Regions from separate parts of the Homo sapiens genome. Here region 1 is linked to region 2. A link is a loop called in an ENCODE intact Hi-C map of the cell type or tissue named here. Cell type or tissue: Calu3. All regions are shown on one strand. Links, peaks and the distances in the headings refer to the core of each region. The heading gives the core; the rest is flanking DNA.

The links. Peaks named below come from ENCODE experiments on the same cell type or tissue, not always from the same donor. Only the 100,000 strongest peaks of a DNase experiment are listed, where the experiment ranks them.
Region 1: it touches region 2 in a loop (21-fold over the local background); 16 of 110 quality-filtered maps call a loop at or near these places.

The regions. Positions count from the first base shown.
Region 1 is chr1:165,069,592-165,078,649 of GRCh38, reverse strand. No RefSeq gene overlaps it. Among named protein-coding and RNA genes, the nearest start is that of LMX1A-AS2, 130 kb to the left of the region's middle. In Calu3, for the core only: a CTCF peak has its summit at 5,035 (motif pointing right); DNase peaks (open chromatin) are centred at 2,689 and 5,069.
Region 2 is chr1:164,161,998-164,171,055 of GRCh38, reverse strand. No RefSeq gene overlaps it. Among named protein-coding and RNA genes, the nearest start is that of PBX1, 390 kb to the left of the region's middle. In Calu3, for the core only: no CTCF peak of the experiment used is centred there; a DNase peak (open chromatin) is centred at 4,385.

The DNA of each region.
Region 1 (9,058 bases), core at 664-8,663, 910 kb before region 2:
AACAGTGTCTGGAAAATGCTCTAATCACCCTACTGAAATGGACATGTCCCTGGTGTTCTTCACTCTCTAGGTGAGTGGAAAGGAGTCACAACAGATGGACATCAAACTTGCCACCAACCTGGGCTTGAGCCAGAATTATATAAAGCAACATCACATTTCTTGTTCCCCAGTGCCATGAAGCAAATTATACCTATGAGGGCCAGAAAGAAGAAATGGATTTCATTTAAAACTAGCACAGTCCTTCCTCCTGAAGACCCATTGGTCTCAATCTTGACTGCATGCTATTACCACCTGGAGTGCTTTATCAATTTTTTTAATGCTCAGATCTCCCACTAGACCGATTAAATCAGAATCACTGGAGATGGGGCTCAGGTCTCAGGATTTTTTTAAGTTTCCCAGGAGATCCCAATATGTAGCCAAGGTTGAGAACCCCTGTCCTAGAGCAGTGGTTTGAAATCCTGGGCACATATTAGAATCATCCAGCAGGCTTTTAAAAAATCCTGATGCCAAGTCCCACCTGTAGAGATTCTGGCTTAATTGGATTGGGGTGGGGCCAGGACAGTGATAGTTTTTAAAGCTCCCCAGGTGACTCTAATGTACAGCCAGGTTTGAGAAGCACTGCACTAGAGCCACAAAACCAAAGAAGGAAGGAAAAAATCTCTTTTTTTCTTTCTTTCTGGGCAATAAAATTGCTGAAGCACTGTCACCTGGCATGCACAGCCAGAAATGTGGTTCTCAGCCTAAGGTGGAACATTAGACTCTCCTGGGAAAGTTTTAAAAGTTTCTAATTCCTGGGCTCTGCTCCCTGGGATTTCAATTCAATTATTCTGGGCCCTGACATCATTCGGGTTGTTTTTAAAGCTCCTCTGATTATTATTTATAGGCAAGGTGAGGACCATTGCATAATAATAGTAATAATGATAATAATGGTTCATAAAAAGTTATAACTATTTCAGTAAAAGACCATGTTAGTTCAGAAGGGGGCATGTTTTATTTATGCCTGGCGGGGTGGGGGGTGGGGGTGTTAAATATCAGTGTTTGTATCTTTTCCCATTGTTGTTAATTCAGTGTACTTTCTGCATCCATAAAGAATGATCTCGTTTAAGAATAGGGCCCACTCATTCCTTGCCTGCTTTTTACTGTCACCCAGCATAATAGAAAGTGCCTGGAAGTATTATAGGTCAACTCATAGTGTAGCTTAAGATATCAAAGTCTGAAGTCACCTGTTTACGGCTGTATCCAATTCTCTATTTAAATGATGTCAGCCTTTTCTGACGCCTCCCTGCCCTACCCCATCACTCTTTTGTGAAGATCTTAGTCCGACTGGTTGCTTTGGGTTGTATAAACAAAACAACCAGACTAAATGTGTTATGGCTGTGACAGATGTTCCTGGTGATACAAGTGTGCTCTGCATGTTAGGAGCCATGGCTGCCACACGGCTCGGTTCTCCCCCTCCCTCCACAGAGGCAGCAGGTGCTGGCAGGAGGGTACCCAAGGACAGGAGCCTCTCTCTTCCTCTGCACACCACAGCCGATACCAGCATGGCAGATGCACAGGGCTGCTGAGAGGAGGACAAAAAAGCAAACTTAGCTACAGGTGGAGATCTTGTCCTGGACTGGGCAGCGGATAGATGTTGGATAGGGCAGACTCTCTGGTAGATGCAATGTTCTCCTCCTTTGTTCCTAGAGCATCTCCCAGCTCCACCATCTGCACTGTTATCACCTTAGGGCTCCCTGGAGTTCCTTACAACTCACCTCCAGTGGTTGAGAGGGAAGTGACACACATGTCCATCTGCTCTGTGCTGTGTGCTCAAGGGACAGAAGCCTGAGCACTCAGCAGTGTGTCCCGTTGAGACACTGACCCCATATCCCTTTCTCATAGGTTGTGTCTCCATCTTCCTTTATACTTTCAGAACTATTTCTTTAGACTGAATTTGATCTAAAAGACAAAAGTTGGAAATTATAACTCTGGTTGAAGAGTGAGGCCCCCAGACCCTTCTGTCAACCCCCAAGTTCTGCATATCACAGGTTGAACGCATCTGTGGACCCACTGGGCATGTTGAGGGGAACATGTAGCTTATTGATGCCCCTCTAGGGTACCATGAAGGATGTGGCTCTGAATTCAGAGGGGCCCAGGATGAGCCTGTGAGCCTTGGAACACAGCCGCTCTCCAGTTCCTTCTCAGCAAAAAACCTGGTTGCTTTGAAGGCAGCCAGTGATTCCCCATAGGTGGGGATGCTGCAAATTTCAGAGAGCTTTGCAAAGACAAGAAAGGCTACTCCTTCCTGCCTCCACTATCCTCCTCTACAGAAGGGATGTGCAGAGACAGCAGAGGGGAGGGCATTTATCAGTATCCAGGTGCACATTATCTAGAAGATTAGAAAAACCCAGTCTCTTCACCCGAACTGCTTATGTCTGCAGTTTTCCAAGGTCCAGTGGAAATTGTTAATACGGTTGTTGAATAACAGCAGTCAGCAAGGAGTATGGTCATTGACTAGAACATAAAATTAGGCTAGAAATTTAAGAAAATGAATTGATTCCTTTTCTCTCTGATATAAAAAAAAATAATAAGAACAACTCAGAGTTTCTCAGCCTCAGCACTATCGATGCTCTGGGCAGGAGAATTCTTTGTTACTGGGGACTGGTCTGCACATTGTCGGATGTTTAGTAGCACTCCTGGCCTTCACCCACTAGGGGCCAGTAGCACCCTCCAACAAGCTGTGACAATAAAAAATGTCTCCAAACATTGTCACATGTTCCCTGGAAGGCAAAATCGTCTGAACCATTGTTCTAATTAGTTGGTTTGGAAGGTCAAAGACTATTTGCCAAGCCAATTTTAGGCCACAGGCTGAGGAAATAAAAATCCCTTCAGGGATAGAGGAGGCTGATGTTTTTTCTGAACCTGCGGGAAGAATATTAGATTCAGCAACTAACAGAGTTTTTCTGAGAACGGGCCCTCTGGCCCATCAACACACAGGCCAACATCCCTGGTGGGGAATGGGCCACATGATGCAATGATAGAAATCCAGATAACTTTGGGGGTTCTAAAGCAGAGGACCCAGGACCTCAATTCCATAATGTAGCTTGGGGAAGCTTCCAGCCTAGAAATGTTCTGGAGCTTCTCACACCTGCTTGTGGTGTAGGGAAAGAAGCTAAAATGTCTGTGCACTGGAGAAGGCCTTGGAAGAGCATTTGAATGAGGGCTGGCAGACCCAAAGGGCCCCAAGAGATGGGATGATTATGGCCAAGGCATCAGGGTGGAAGGCTAAGGCCAAAAACAGACAAGACCTATCCCCTTGGCAGTGGATGTCCGGAGCGCAGAGCCTGAAGACCTGGCACCCTCTCCCTGCCAAAGCCTGGAGAAGTAGGCCCCACCCTAACTTTATGTCACCCACAGGAAGTAGAAGAGTGAAGGGGACAGCCCTAGACTGACAGAGGTCACTTGCTGTAGTGGAGTCTCCCTTGCATTGTTGGTATTAGTATTTTTTCCTAAGACACCAAATAGGACTAAATTGAAAAGTTAGTTTTTGTTCCATTTTAGAAAGTAGTTACATTTTTGCACACCGGAGTTTGTGAAATTTATGCCTGGTATAAGTCATTTAAGCCAGCATTTCTGATCTTGTTTAATAAAGAACACTTCTTTTTTAGAGAAATATCTATGACTGGCCCCAGTAAAGTGAGCGTCCCTTCAAATACAGTTTGGAGAATGTTGGCTTAGAGTGTAGAACATTTGCGCTATTCCCAAAAAATAAACAAACAAATAAACAACAAAATCTATTCTCGGATCATCGTGCTGTTATTAATAATCTCTGTTGAGTATATTTTGTTTTTATTAGGCATGAAACATTTGCAACTAAGAATTAGAGAGTTGCGCTCTCAAAAGCCTGAAGGAAAAATTATCAGAATCCTAGCAGTGTGAGGCCAACTATGCCCCGCTTTGAACTTAAGATAAATAACACACCCAGGAGAGCCACTGGTGCAGAGCTACAACCCTGGAGTCTCATGGTAATGAGATCTGGCTTCAGAACCTGGCATTCCACCTCCCGTGCTGCTGTGGTCAGGTTGAAGTGCTGTGCTCACCTCACCTACTCCACCATTCACCAGTTTGAAGCCTCTTTTTTGCTCTCCCCTCCCAGCTCCCCCAGGAACACCCTGTCTGCAGTGTCAAGAATTCCCCAAATTAGGAGGAAAAGGTCAAGACCCCATAGTTCCAAGTCCTGGAGTCAGCCCCAGGGGAATACCCCCATAGGGTAGAAGGGCCCTCTGTGTTGTCAGAGGAAGGCCCGGGCAGCAATGCTTCACAGGGTGGTTCTTTCGCCAGAGGCTCTTTGGTCATTTGCATGGGAGTTTTTGATCACTCCATCGATGAGAAGTCCTATCACTATCTGTGGGGCAGGACTAGGGTTGGTAAATATTCTACAATACAGAGGACAGTCCAGCAAGTCCAGCGTGACAGAGAATTGCTGCAGCATCCCCAGCAGTTTTGGAAAGCTTCACTAGAACAGGAGAAAAGCCTCTATATAATTGCCTGGGGGGCATTTTGCAAAATTTGAATATACCTTAAGTTTCCTAGGGAAGACTGTCTTTGTCTAGTTTGGAATTTTACCATTTTTTTTTAACTTATTTTAAAAAATTACCTAACCTATAGCAATGCTGCTGGTGGCCCTTGAGGCCAATATAGTACATTTCCACCTACTGGATTTCTGGGTTTTTGATGAGTCTAGGACTAGATGCAAGTTTCCAAGTAATTATGTCTTCTAGAACACCCAGATGTGAACATTTATATCTTCGAATATAGATTTTCTTTTATTTTATGTATATATTTATTCATTATTTTTATTTGATTTATTTTATTTAAAAATTACTTTGAACTTTTGTATTACAATTAGAATTTTTATAGATTATTTGAAAATTATATGCATTGAGAAGCTATTTTCAATTCAAATAGTAAAGGGAGCACAAAATATGTGTAAGGGGAGACAGGTTTGTTAAGTGCAGAAATTAACGTCTTAGTGTCCCGGGGCAATGAGGGTAATTCTAGAGAACCTCCACTGGAGGTCACTAGAATCTCACCCAAATATGTCAGGGACAGCTACAGGAGAGTTCAGTTTCTCCCACATTAAATCAATAGCGATGCAAATTGCTATTAATGACATTCATCTCCCCTCCCTCCCCACAAGGGATTGTTTTCTCCCAAGTGTCTCCTTCTCTTTTACATCTTCCCTTTCACTTGTATGTCAGCACCAGCCTCCTTTATTCATACCCAGTGCTCAGGCCTGTGTTCCCCTCTTCCCTGAGGTTTAATTTCAAGCATACAGAGATGTCGAGCTGCATGGGAGCATGACTGCCTTATCTTCCTGGTCTGGTAAAAGTCAAATAAATCGGCATTTTGAAGAATTTAAAATTAGACCATGCATTACACGCTGTGTTGAAGTTTACCATACCAGCATTGCTGCCCCAGGGGCAAATAGACTGAACTCTCTTCAGCAGAGCTGTGTAAATGATACAACTCTTTTAATGTTAAAGTAGAGAAATGACCAAGGAAGGGGAAAGGCCTCAATATTTATAATAAATCTATTTGGCTAGCAGAGGAAAAACGTTTTTTGATATAGCACATCTTCATGGCCTTAGCACCTTGTAGATTCCTTGGCTGCAAGATACCTCACAATGAGCTATCTTCAACATGAACTGAAATCTCTGTTTTTGTGTGTGTATCTCTCACAACATTGACTTGCCTAGGTTTTTTTCTCCTCTTTAGAGATGTAAAATATTTGCGTGGCACAATTTCTGAGGATTGCCAGAGAAAATGAAGCCAGCATTAAAGCCATAAAGGTGGAGCTTTAAAAGATGAGATGACAGTCACTTTGCCCTTTCCCGCCTTAAAGATGAGAAAACCAACATCTTGCAAAGTAAAGTAGGAAGATGAAGATAAGCATCAGGACATGGTTGCCTCAGGTGAGGGGAAACAGAGGGACAGGATAGAGATAGAACATCTAGGGACGGGTCAGTTAGTGACTATGTTCTATTTTTTGTGTTGGGGGAGTGGCAGGGCAGGCACAGATATTTATAACATAAACATATAAACAAGCCAAAAATGGGCCATGCCCAGACCAGTGATGAGAGGGTATCATGATCCAAAGACCATGATAAATCCAAGTCTGTGTACCTGAGTTCCAAAAAGAAAAAAAAAAAAAAATTAAGGTGGGAAGGAATAGAATGGTTCCTAGGATCATACTTCCAGCTCTCTCAGACTTAGATCAACAGCTGGATCTAACCTAGTGCTAACCTACATTAGCCCTGCCGTTAGTCACTCTACCTTCAGCTCTCAGTTGCCTTGCAATGCACACTATGCTAGAAGCTAGTTAAAAAAAAAACAAAAAACAAAAAACTAATCAAAGTAATCAAAGTAAGCAAAGGGATTACAGGGGTCCAAATGGGTGGAATAACTCACATATAAACAGAGCCAGCATCCTTTACTTGACCAAACAAATTCTATACAGTCTAAACCAGTTGCCCCTGCTTGTCTCTGAGGGCTGCAATGATTATACTCCAAGAGGTTACCCACCTCTGAGAAAGAAAGTCTTCAAAGGGTCTATACCCCATGAAGAAAATCCAAGAAGCTAGAAAATAAATTAATAGCCCTTCCAGAAATAGCACCCATTAGGGAATTTCCTAGTTTTCTTTTTCTTTCTTTCAGATCAGGATTGAGCAAACTACAGTCCATAGGCCAAATCCAGTTTGCCACTTGTTTTCATAAAATTTTATTGCAGTGGTTTTAACTGGGATGACTTTGCTCCCCTATGGCAATGTCTAGGGATATTTTTGGTTGTCATTAGTGGAGGTGGGAGCACTGTTGGCATCTAATGGGTCAAGGTCAGGAATGCTGCTAATCATACAGCAATGCACATAACAGCTCAGCAGCAAAGAATTATTGGGGAAAAATGTCAACAGTATGGAAATTGAGAATCCCTTGTTTTGTTAGATCCCTACCACATTCATGTTTCTGTACTGTCTCTGGTTTCCACAACGTGCTACAATGGCAGTGTTGAGTAGCTGAAACAGAAATCATACAGCCCCCAAACCCCAAATATTTACCATCTGCACCTTTATAGAAAACGTTTGCCAAACTAAATCTAGAAAATGAGTTAAGAGCAATGAACAAGCAAGAAAATCTGTATTATTTTGAAAAATGGCAATGTTTTGTCTGCAATATATACAATATCCCTTAGAAATTCAGTTTTGACCTTTCATGGCTACATTTTAATTCTATATCCTTCTGACGACCGCTCCATTATCTCTATTTATTATGGCTCTGCTTGCATTCCAGGCACTGAGGTGAGTCCTCTGCCATTCAAATAGAGGCCCATTTCCTGCTCTTTGGGGGATGGATAGCCCAGTGGGAAAAACAGACATTAATTAAATCATCACCCTAATGAATGTATAATGAAAAACTATAATAAGAGCTTGTAGGCTAGAGACAGGTTCTATCACAGTTGACTGGGGCTTGGGAGAGGCTCCCTGAGGAAGTAAGTTTTGAACAGAGGCCTAAACAGTGTACAGAAGTTAATGAGACTAACACAGCGTGTGTGTGGTGGTGATTTTGGGGCAGAGGGGTAGTGGTGGTGAGTTAGACCAAGGTGAGGGAGAGATTGGAACATTGGCGGAAATGACAAAAGACCAGCATCGTTGAGGTTTAAAGAGCCTGGAGGAGTGTGGTTGAAGATGCAGCTGGAATGGGAAGTCATGAGGACCAAGGAACAGCATGTGGGACAGATAGTGTGTTTGGTCTTTATCCCAAGAGCATCAAGAGCAAAGAGAAGCCATTGAAGGGCATGGGAAGGGGAATGTGATCTGATTTGCATATCAATATCACAAATGGTCAGATTCGAAAACTGAAGAAAAGTTAAACTAATTTAAAAACCTGGTTGTTTTGAAAAAAACTAGCTGATTGATTAACTTTGAAATATCTAACTAAAGCATTGTGTTCTCTTTTTTTTCACCCAACACAGTCAGCGATGAGAGTGAATTTGAACATGATCATTTTCCTTTTTACGAAGCAGGTTTGTGTGTGGAGACTCAGCTGGAATTTATCCTACAGTGATTTCTAAGGTCATGCTTCTTTTGAAGATCAGTTGAATATTTATGTGTGTGTGTGTGTGTGTGTTTGATGTTAAAATTTCCAATTCTCACTGTGCCTTCTAAGTTTTCTAGGACTTTAAAAATATACTCACCAGAGAGTCGGGAGAATCAATGGCTCATTTTATAATTCTCTATGATGTAGACTATCTAGTTTTCCTGTGCAAAATGTGTTTTTTAACCAAGTTTTAATTTCCTTTTTGTTTCATCTATATAGCCAATTGTATCTAGCCTGTTAAATGTTATTACTGTCCATAATCTGTACATTATTTACTAGTAGTACCTTTGGAAATTTAGGCTACAAATCCTCTATGTGACTAAAATCAACTAAACATTCTATTGTATGGGTTGAGGGGTGGACAAAGAGATGCAGAAAAATAATAGGATGTGATTCTGGTTATTGTTCCTTTGAATTATTGACCATTGTCCTTTATCAAACAACAGCTTCTATTCCAGAATAGAGGTTGGCAAACTATCAAGTCCAGCTGGCTGCCTGGGTTGTACACAAAGTTTTATGGGGACACAGTCACACTCCTTTGTTTACATATTGTCTATGGCTGCCTTCATGCTACTATGACAAAGTTGCAAGAGAAATTATATAGCTACGATCCTAAAATATTTACCATCTGAACCTTTATAGAAAAAGTTTGCCAATCTCTGTTCTAGAAAAAGCAGATGAAGCTATTTATATATTCTTTTCGTGTGAGAATATTTAGTGGTAACTACATACATAGCCTTTGCCCTCATTGCCATCATGAAAACCCAGCTTTTCCCCCAGAGCTTAGGTAAGACCCTGCTAAAGGCTGATAATGGTTTTCAGCACTTACAACGTAAGCAACACTTCACTAAGCATTTCATATATGTTATCTCACATAATCCTCACTGCAGCCCTGTGAATTAGATATTATTATCCTCATTTTGCA
Region 2 (9,058 bases), core at 471-8,470:
TATTTTAGTCATGAAGTCCTTGCCCATGCCTATGGCCTGAATGGTATTGCCTGGGTTTTCTTCTAGGGTTTTTATGGTTTTAGGTCTAACATCTAAGTCTTTAATCCATCTTGAATTAATTTTTGTATAAGGTGTAAGGAAGAGATCTAGTTTCAGCTTTCTACATACGGCTAGCCAGTTTTCCCAGCACCATTTATTAAATAGGGAATCCTTTCCCCATTTCTTGTTTTTGTCAGGTTTGTCAAAGATCAGATGGTTGTGGATGTGTGGTGTTAATTTGTGAGGTCTCTGTTCTGTTCCATTGGTCTATATCTCTGTTTTGGTACCAGTACCATGCTGTTTTGGTTACTGTAGCCTTGTAGTATAGTTTGAAGTCAGGTAGTGTGATGCCTCCAGCTTTGTTCTTTTGGCTTAGGATTGTCTTGGCAATGCAGGCTCTTTTTTGGTTCCATATTAACTTTAAAGTAGTTTTTTCCAATTCTGTGAAGAAAGTCATTGGTAGCTTGATGGGGATGGCATTGAATCTATAAATTACCTTGGGCAGTATGGCCATTTTCATGATACTGATTCTTCCTATACATGAGCATGGAATGTTCTTCTATTTGTTTGTGTCCTCATTTATTCCGTTGAGCAGTGATTTGTAGTTCTCCTTGAAGAGGTCCTTCATGTCCCTTGTAAGTTGGATTCCTAGGTATTTTATTCTCTTTGTAGCAATTGTGAATGGGACTTCACTCATGTTTTGGCTCTCTGTTTGTCTGTTATTGGTGTATAGGAATACTTGTGATTTTCGCACATTGATTTTGTATCCTGAGACTTTGCTGAAGTTCCTTTATCAACTTAAGGAGATTTTGGGCTGAGATGATGGGTTTTTCTGAATATACAATCATGTCATCTGCAAACAGGGATAATTTGGCTTCCTCTTTTCCTAATTGAATACCCTTTATTTGTTTCTCTTGCCTGATTGCCCTGGCCAGAACATCCAACACTATGTTGAATAGGAGTGGTGAGAGAGAGCAACCTTGTCTTGTGCCAGTTTTCAGAGGGAATGCCTCCAGTTTTTGCCCATTCAATATGATATTGGCTGTGGGTTTGTCATAAATAGCTCTTATTATTTTGAGATACGTTCCATCAATACCTAGTTTATTGAGAGCTTTTAGCATGAAGCGCTGTTGAATTTTGTCGAAGGCCTTTTCTGCATCTATTGAGGTAATCATCTGGTTTTTGTTGTTGGTTCTGTTTATGTGATGGATGACATTTATTGATTTGTGTATGTTAAACCAGCCTTGCATCACAGGATTGAAGCCCACTTGATCATGGTGGATAAGCTTTTTGATGTGCTGCTGGATTTGGCTTGCCAGTATTTTATTGAGGATTTTTGCATCGATATTCATCAGGGATATTGGTCTAAAATTCTCTTTTTTTGTTGTTTCTCTGTAAGGCTTTGGTATCAGGATGATGCTGGCCTCATAAAATGAGTCAGGGAGGATTCTCTCTTTTTCTATTGATTGGAATAATTTCAGAAGGAATGGTACCAGTTCCTCTTTGTACCTCTGGTAGAATTTGCCTGTGAATTTGTCTTGTCCTGGACTTTTTTGGTTGTTAGGCTATTAATTATTGCCTCAATTTCAGAGCCTGTTATTTTTCTATTCAGAGATTCAACTTCTTCCTGGTTTAGTCTTGGAAGCATGTAGGTGTCGAGGGATTTATTCATTTATTCTAGATTTTCTAGTTTATTTGCATAGAGGTGTTCATAGTATTCCCTGATGGTAGTTTGTTTTTCTGTGGGATCGTTGGTGATATCCCCTTTATCATTTGTTATTACGAATATTTGATTCTTCTCTCTTGTCTTATTAGTCTTGCTAGCGGTCTATCAATTTAGTTAATCTTTTCAAAAAACCAGCTCCCGGATTCATTAATGTTTTGAAGGGTTTTTTCATCTCTATCTCCTTCAGTTCTGCTCTGATCTTAGTTATTTAATGCCTTCTGCTAGCTTTTCCATGTGTTTGCTCTTGCTTCTCTAGTTCTTTTAATTTTGATGTTAGGGTGTCGATTTTACATCTCTCCTGCTTTCTCTTGTGGGCATTTAGTGCTATAAATTTCCCTCTACACACTGATTTAAATGTGTCTCAGAGATTCTGGTACATTGTGTCTTTGTTCTCATTGGTTTCAAAGAACATCTTTATTTCTGCCTTCATCTCATTATTTACCCAGGAGTCATTCAGGAGCAGGTTGTTCAGTTTCCATGTAGTTGTGCAGTTTTGAGTGAGTTTCTTTATCCTGAGTTCTAGTTTGATTGCACTGTGGTCTGAACGACAGTTTTTTGTGATTTCTGTTCTTTTACGTTTGCTGAGGAGTGCTTTACTTCCAATTATGTGGTCAGTTTTAGAATAAGTGTGATGTGGTGCTGAGAAGAATGTGTATTCTGTTGATTTGGGGTGGAGAGTTCTGTAGATGTCTATTAGGTCCTCTTGGTGCAGAGCTGAGTTCAATTCCTGGATATCCTTGTTAACTTTCTGTCTCATTGATCTGTCTAATGTTGACATGGGGTGTTAAAGTCTCCCATTATTATTGTGTCGGAGTCTAAGTCTCTTTGTAGGTCACTCAGGACTTGCTTTATGAATGTGGGTGCTCCTGTATTGGGTGCATATATATTTAGAATAGTTAGCTCTTCTTGTTGAATTGATCCCTTTGCCATTATGTAATGGCCTTCTTTGTCTCTTTTGATCTTTGTTGGTTTAAGGTCTGTTTTATCAGAGACTAGGATTGCAACTCCTGCTTTTTTTTTTTTTTTTTTGCTTTTCATTTGCTTGGTAGATCTTCCTCCAACCTTTTATTTTGAGTCTGTGTGTGTCTCTGCACATGAGATGGGTCTCCTGGATACAGCACAGTGATGGGTCTTGACCCTTTATCTAATTTGCTAGTCTGTGTCTTTTAACTGGGGCATTTAGTCCATTTATATTTAAGGTTAATATTGTTCTGTGTGAATTTGATCCTGTCATTATGATGCTAGCTGGTTATTTTGCCCGTTAATTGATTCAGTTTCTTCATAGCATTGATGGTCTTTACAATTTAGCATGTTTTTGCAGTGGCTGGTACCGGTTGTTCCTTTCCATGTTTAGTGCTTCCTTCAGGAGCTCTTGTAAGGCAGGCCTGGTGGTGACAACATCTCTCAGCATTTGCTTGTCTGTAAAGTATTTTATTTCTCCTTCACTTATGAAGCTTATTTTGGCTGGATATGATATTCTGGGTTGAAAATTCTTTTCTTTAAGAATGTTGAATATTGCCCCCCACTCTCTTCTGGTTTGTAGGGTTTCTGCCGAGAGATCCACTGTTAGTTTGAGGCACTTCCCTTTGTGGGTAACCTGACCTTTCTCTCTGGCTGCCCTTAATATTTTTTCCTTCATTTCAGCCTTGGTGAATCTGACATTTATGTGTCTCGGTGTCGCTGTTCTCGAGGAGTATCTTTGTGGTGGTCTATGTATTTCCTGAATTTGAATGTTGGCCTGCCTTGCTAGGTTGGGGAAGTTCTCCTGGATAATATCCTGAATAGTGTTTTCCAACTTGGTTCCATTCTCCTCATCTCTTTCAGGCACATGAATCAAACGTAGATTTGGTCTTTTCACATAGTCCCATATTTATTGGAGGCTTTGTTCATTTCTTTTTACTCTTTTTTCTTTAGACTTGTCTTCTCACTTTATTTCATTAATCTGATCTTCAATCTCTGATATCCTTTCTGCCAGTTGATCAAATCGGCTACCGAAGCTTGTACATGTGTCACATAGTCCTTGTGCCATGGTTTTCAGCACCATCAGGTCATTTAAAGTCTTCTCTACACTGTTAATTCTAGTTAGCCATTTGCCTAACCTTTTTCCAAGGCTTTTAGCTTCCTTGCAGTAGGTTAGAACATGCTCCTCTAGCTCGGAGAAGTTTGTTATTACCAACCTTCTGAAGCCTACTTCTGTCAACTCACCATTCTCCATCTGGCTTTGTTCCATTGCTGGTGAGGAGCTGCGATCCTTTGGAGGAGAAGAGGCACTCTGTTTTTTAGAATTTTCAGCTTTTCTGCTCTGGCTTCTCGCCATCTTTGTGGTTTTGTCTACCTTTGGTCTTTGGTGACCTACAGATGGGGTTTTGGTGTAGATGTCGTTTTTGGTGATGTTGATGCTATTCCTTTCTCTTTGTTAGTTTTCCTTCTAACAGTCAGGACCCTCAGCTGCAGGTATGTTGGAGTTTGCTGGAGGTCCACTCCAGACCCCGTTTGCCTGGGTATCACCAGCTGAGGCTGCAGAACAGCAAATATTGCAGAACAGCAAATATTGCTTCCTGATCCTTCCTCTGGAAGCTTTGTCCCAGAAGGGCACCTGTGTATGTGGTGTCTGTCGACCCCTAGTGGGAAGTGTCTCCCAGTTAGGCTACACCGGGCTCAGGGACCCATTTGAGGAGGCAGCCTGTCTGTTCTCAGAGCTCAAACGTCGTGCTGGGAGAAACACTGCTCTCGGCCTGTACAGTGTTTCATAAAGTTTTCAATCAGTTCCAACACAGTGATTTCACTCAAAATTTAGGTATCATAATTTGACTGGAAGAATAGGATGATCTGAGAGCCCTAGGTTTACACTGGAATAAGGTAGCAATGCCTTAATCCCATCACCATCCCTAACCCCATTTTTCTCTATCTGTAAACTTATCTTGTCCCAGTTTCTAGGCCAACTCTTCCTGTCCTTGGAAGGGATTTATGAAATCTTTGTTTGAACTCCATGTAACCCAGCATCAAGCCAAATCTGCTGCTCTGGTTCAAGAATGCACCGTAATCCTAGAAACCTGGACTCTTTTTTTTTTTTAAATTGAGAATAAGTCCTCGGCCAGGCATGGTGGCTCATGCCTGTAATCCCAGCACTTTGGGAGGCCGAGGCAGGTGGATCACGAGGTCAGGAGATCGAGACCATCCTGGCGAACACTGTGAAACCCCATCTGTACTAAAAATACAAAAAAATTGGCTGGGCATGGTGGAGGGTGCCTGTAGTCCCAGCTAGTCGGGAGGCTGAGGCAAGAGAATGGTGTGAACCCCGTGGGTGGAGCTTTCAGTGAGCAGAAATTGCACCACTGCACTCCAGCCTGGGCAACAGAGTGAGACTCCAACTCAAAAAAAAAAAAAAAAAAAGAAAGAGAATAAATCTTCAATGTCTGTCACTTTTCATATCTAGCCAGGCTAGTCTCTTCTCACCATGTTCCCTTTGTTGTGGTGGTACCTGAAACCCAGATCTTGGTAGAGAGCAGGGAGCTATTACCTAACAGTTTGTAGTGTTGCTATGGAGTCATTGGCTGGATGGGGCAACCTCCCATCCCTGGTTCAACTTCCTAATAAAAATGGCTGGTCAGAACCATAACCAATGACATCATTCTAGATTCTGTTTCTGCTATGTATCAGTGTACATGTTTTTTCATCATGGATAACTCCCACCCACCTACATATCTGCTATTTCCCAGCGAGTATTGTGTCTTAATTGCAGGTCCTGGTCCTTCTCTATGTTCCCCTTCCTACCACAGAAAACTTGTGAGTTCTGACGATCTGATGAAAGAGCACAATTGGTCTGAATGGGGTTGAACTTGCATTGTGCAGAAATAAATTTGACACAGTTCAGTTGGGCCAAGATTAAGAAGGGGTACTAACTACTTCTCAAGAAAAATACTAAATATGATTCTACTGACAATCTTCATTAGATAAATTGAAATATGGAGATACTTTAAAATGGAAAAGTGATTTTTCAGCATAAAACATCATTCTAATTCATTTATCACAAGGCCTTTGTATTCATCTTGTAAAATAATTTCCTCATCTTCTTTTCTTCATCCCCCACTATTTGCTGTTAAATTTGCAATCTCTGACACTTGTTCATAATTCACAACTTCAGTCATTGCTAATGGGAGGTGAGAAAAGGAAAAGAGTGAGAAAATCTTGCTGCTTTTAATATATATTGTTATGAATATTCTTCTAAAAATATACCGACATTCTATCTACAATTATTTTTTCCCTTTTATACTTTACAGCTTCTCTTATTCCTTCAATTACCCCTTCTCTTATTTTTTTCTCTTTCTTTTCCTTATTTTTATTCTTCTTAGTCTCCTCCACTCCCCCCCTTCTTTTTTTCCTTGATTTCTATTGCCTTTTTTCTATACTTCATAGGTATAAAACAGGAAGATCATCATCTCAGAGTCCACTAGGTAACACTCAGGCAACATGACCATTGGAAGTCATGTGGTTCTGCCAGAAATCCCAAATGATGGGGTGGTGCATCTAGCACATATATTTGTCAGAAACAGCACACAGTGGCCTTGGCGAACTATTCATCTAATTCTTATTCAGCATAAGACAATGAGTGTTCTCATTAATACAAGTAAATAATTTCATGCATGCACAAAGGCACAAATTCCTTCTTAGGGCAAATGTTTTGCCCAATAAATCATTTCTTTACTAATATTTTGGTTCTGAGGAATGGTTAGAATTTCTATATTCAGGAAAGATCGTAGTGGAACTAATGATTGCATAGAAGGAAAAGTATATGTGAACTAGTTCCAATAGAAGTAATGTCCTTGGAAGAAAGTCATGGAGAATCTTACCAGCATTGTACCTACTTAATATTCTTGCTCAATGGACCCCTGAGGATCAGATATTGAGTAGCAAAGAGGAGAGAATTCAGAATAAAGAGAATGATTTGTGAATTGAAGCAGCTAACTAAAGGAATGATGAGCATGCTCACTCAAGTCATGATGAAGAGTAGAATATTCTCTGCTTTATAAAATGCAAATAAACAAAGAACACAAATAAACAAAGTAGAAAGTCAACTTCAGATATTTGGCAACTGTTAGGCCTGATACTTATTCTAACATATTTTTATATTACTTTATACTTTTCAAATAAATACTACCATTCTTTAAGCAAACATTTTAGGTAAGAGGACATTCTATGTCCTTTTTATAGATGCAGAAACTGAGACCTGAAGAAGATAAGTGTCTTACTCAGAGACAAGTAAGTGATGAGTGTGAAGTGGAGAAGAAAATCTAGGTCTACTGGCTTTACACGTTTCTATGTGCCTTTCCTGATTCTATTGATAAATAGTGAAGACTAGTTGAATATTGAAATCCAAAGTGCTAAGGGATTGGGATGAGTAAAGTACATAGCAATTATATAGTATAATGGGAAAAATATGTTAACCTTCTGACATTGTTTTCCTATTGAATCCTATTGAAGCCTAAGACAACACAGAGCTTGGGTCATTTGAAGCTGAAATTGAAAAGATGCTGTGAGGCCCAGGATGCCTCTGAGAATAATGGAAGATAGACTGGGTGATCTGTTAAATGTGACTGGCTCAAGTGTAGAGGATTCAAATGGCTCTTGTTGTATTCATTAGAAACAGGTTTGCTTAACAGTCTCTAGAGTTCTCTGAGAATGGAGCTGACATTTGCAAATGATAGGCTTAGAAACTTTCTTCCCTCCACAATTCCCCTTTTCTATTGTTCCTTTTCCTTTGAGCTTTCCTTCTGGATGTTGGTAAATCTCCAGGAAATGCACTTGTGTTTTCTGTTGTCACATCTCATCAGTGCTCTGCTGGGGAGGGGCTGGTGGAGGGAGGCAGGAGAACCAGGAAGAAAGAGAGAATGCCCTGGGCTGAAATGGCAGTAGCGTGCAAATGAATGCCAACTCTGTGAACATTTCCCCAGCAGTCACATTTTATTACAACCAAATTATGGGATGCAATTCCTAGAAAATGGTAAAAGAGGGACAAAAAAAAAAAGAATAAGGTGACCAGGCATAATTTATTTTTTAAAAATTAAGACATTCAAATGGTAAGGGTACCTATCATTCAGTTTATATCCTTTAATAAATACATACATATTTCCTAACTATACTTACCACCCTACATAGGAAATAGAAGAGTGTGTGTGTCCATATTAATTCTTATATCTTCATATAAATCTTTTGTCTTATTACCATCTTGGTTCTATTGTAAATCTTCAGATTTGACCTGGGCAACCAACTCTTCTAAAATGCCTCAGTTCAGAAAGGCAATCCTCAACATTAGCACATTTAACTATGAACAAACTAAGGCATCTGTCAATGACTAGACTCACCCTGATGCCTATTTTGAAATACATATCCCTGGGAATCACTCTTCTGAAATTTTGATTTGCAGGTCAGGGATGGGAAATTCTGATGCACAGCCAGATTTGGAACCAGAAATAAAGCACATGGTTCAAGTAATGCCAAACTGGTAAAGGCAATTCATTACTTTAATAGTCTTATGATAACTCTAGCTTTTTGAAGGATTAAATTTGGGACAAAAAGTGAGGTCTAAATCACATGTCTGTCAGATACAGAATATTTCAGTCTATACGAGAATGAGGAGATATATTATCTTACAGAGGTACTGAGAAGCTCAATCAAAAGTGATTGAGATGTGGTTCCTGCCTTTCATATGCTCTCAGTCTGCTGAGAAAAATAGCAGATAAACAAGTAAGTAGTATACAATATAGCGTATGTAAGATTTGTTGTAGAAACAAAGAACTACGGAACAGAGAAGGGACAAAAACGGGCTCAGCAGGAGGCAGAGGTGGAAGACTTCATGGAGAAAATGACACTTTTGTTGGATACAAAAGGATGCAAAGAATTTAATGAAGTCAAGGTATCTAAAATATACCTTTTCAAATACAAGAAAAAGCACATGGAAAACTGTAGGCTTTTGAAAGTGCATGAGAGTATAATCCACATAAAAACCAGTGTTCCAGTTTGTGCGTGGTACAATATTCAAAATAAACCAAAACAAAAGAATTTGACAACCAAAAGTGATTTAAAAATAATTCAAATTTAATTGCATATCCTGAAATTTTTCACATAAACCAAACTAAGTGAAGTTAATCATTATAGGTCTTACATGTACCTTCCTTTCCTTAATGTATGAACTCCTGGCAACTGAGATCTTCTTCCCTGATCCAATCTCCTACTTCCTGCCTCGTCACCCCTTATCCTTGTTAACATTTTTTAACCTTCATTCTTTCAGCTAAC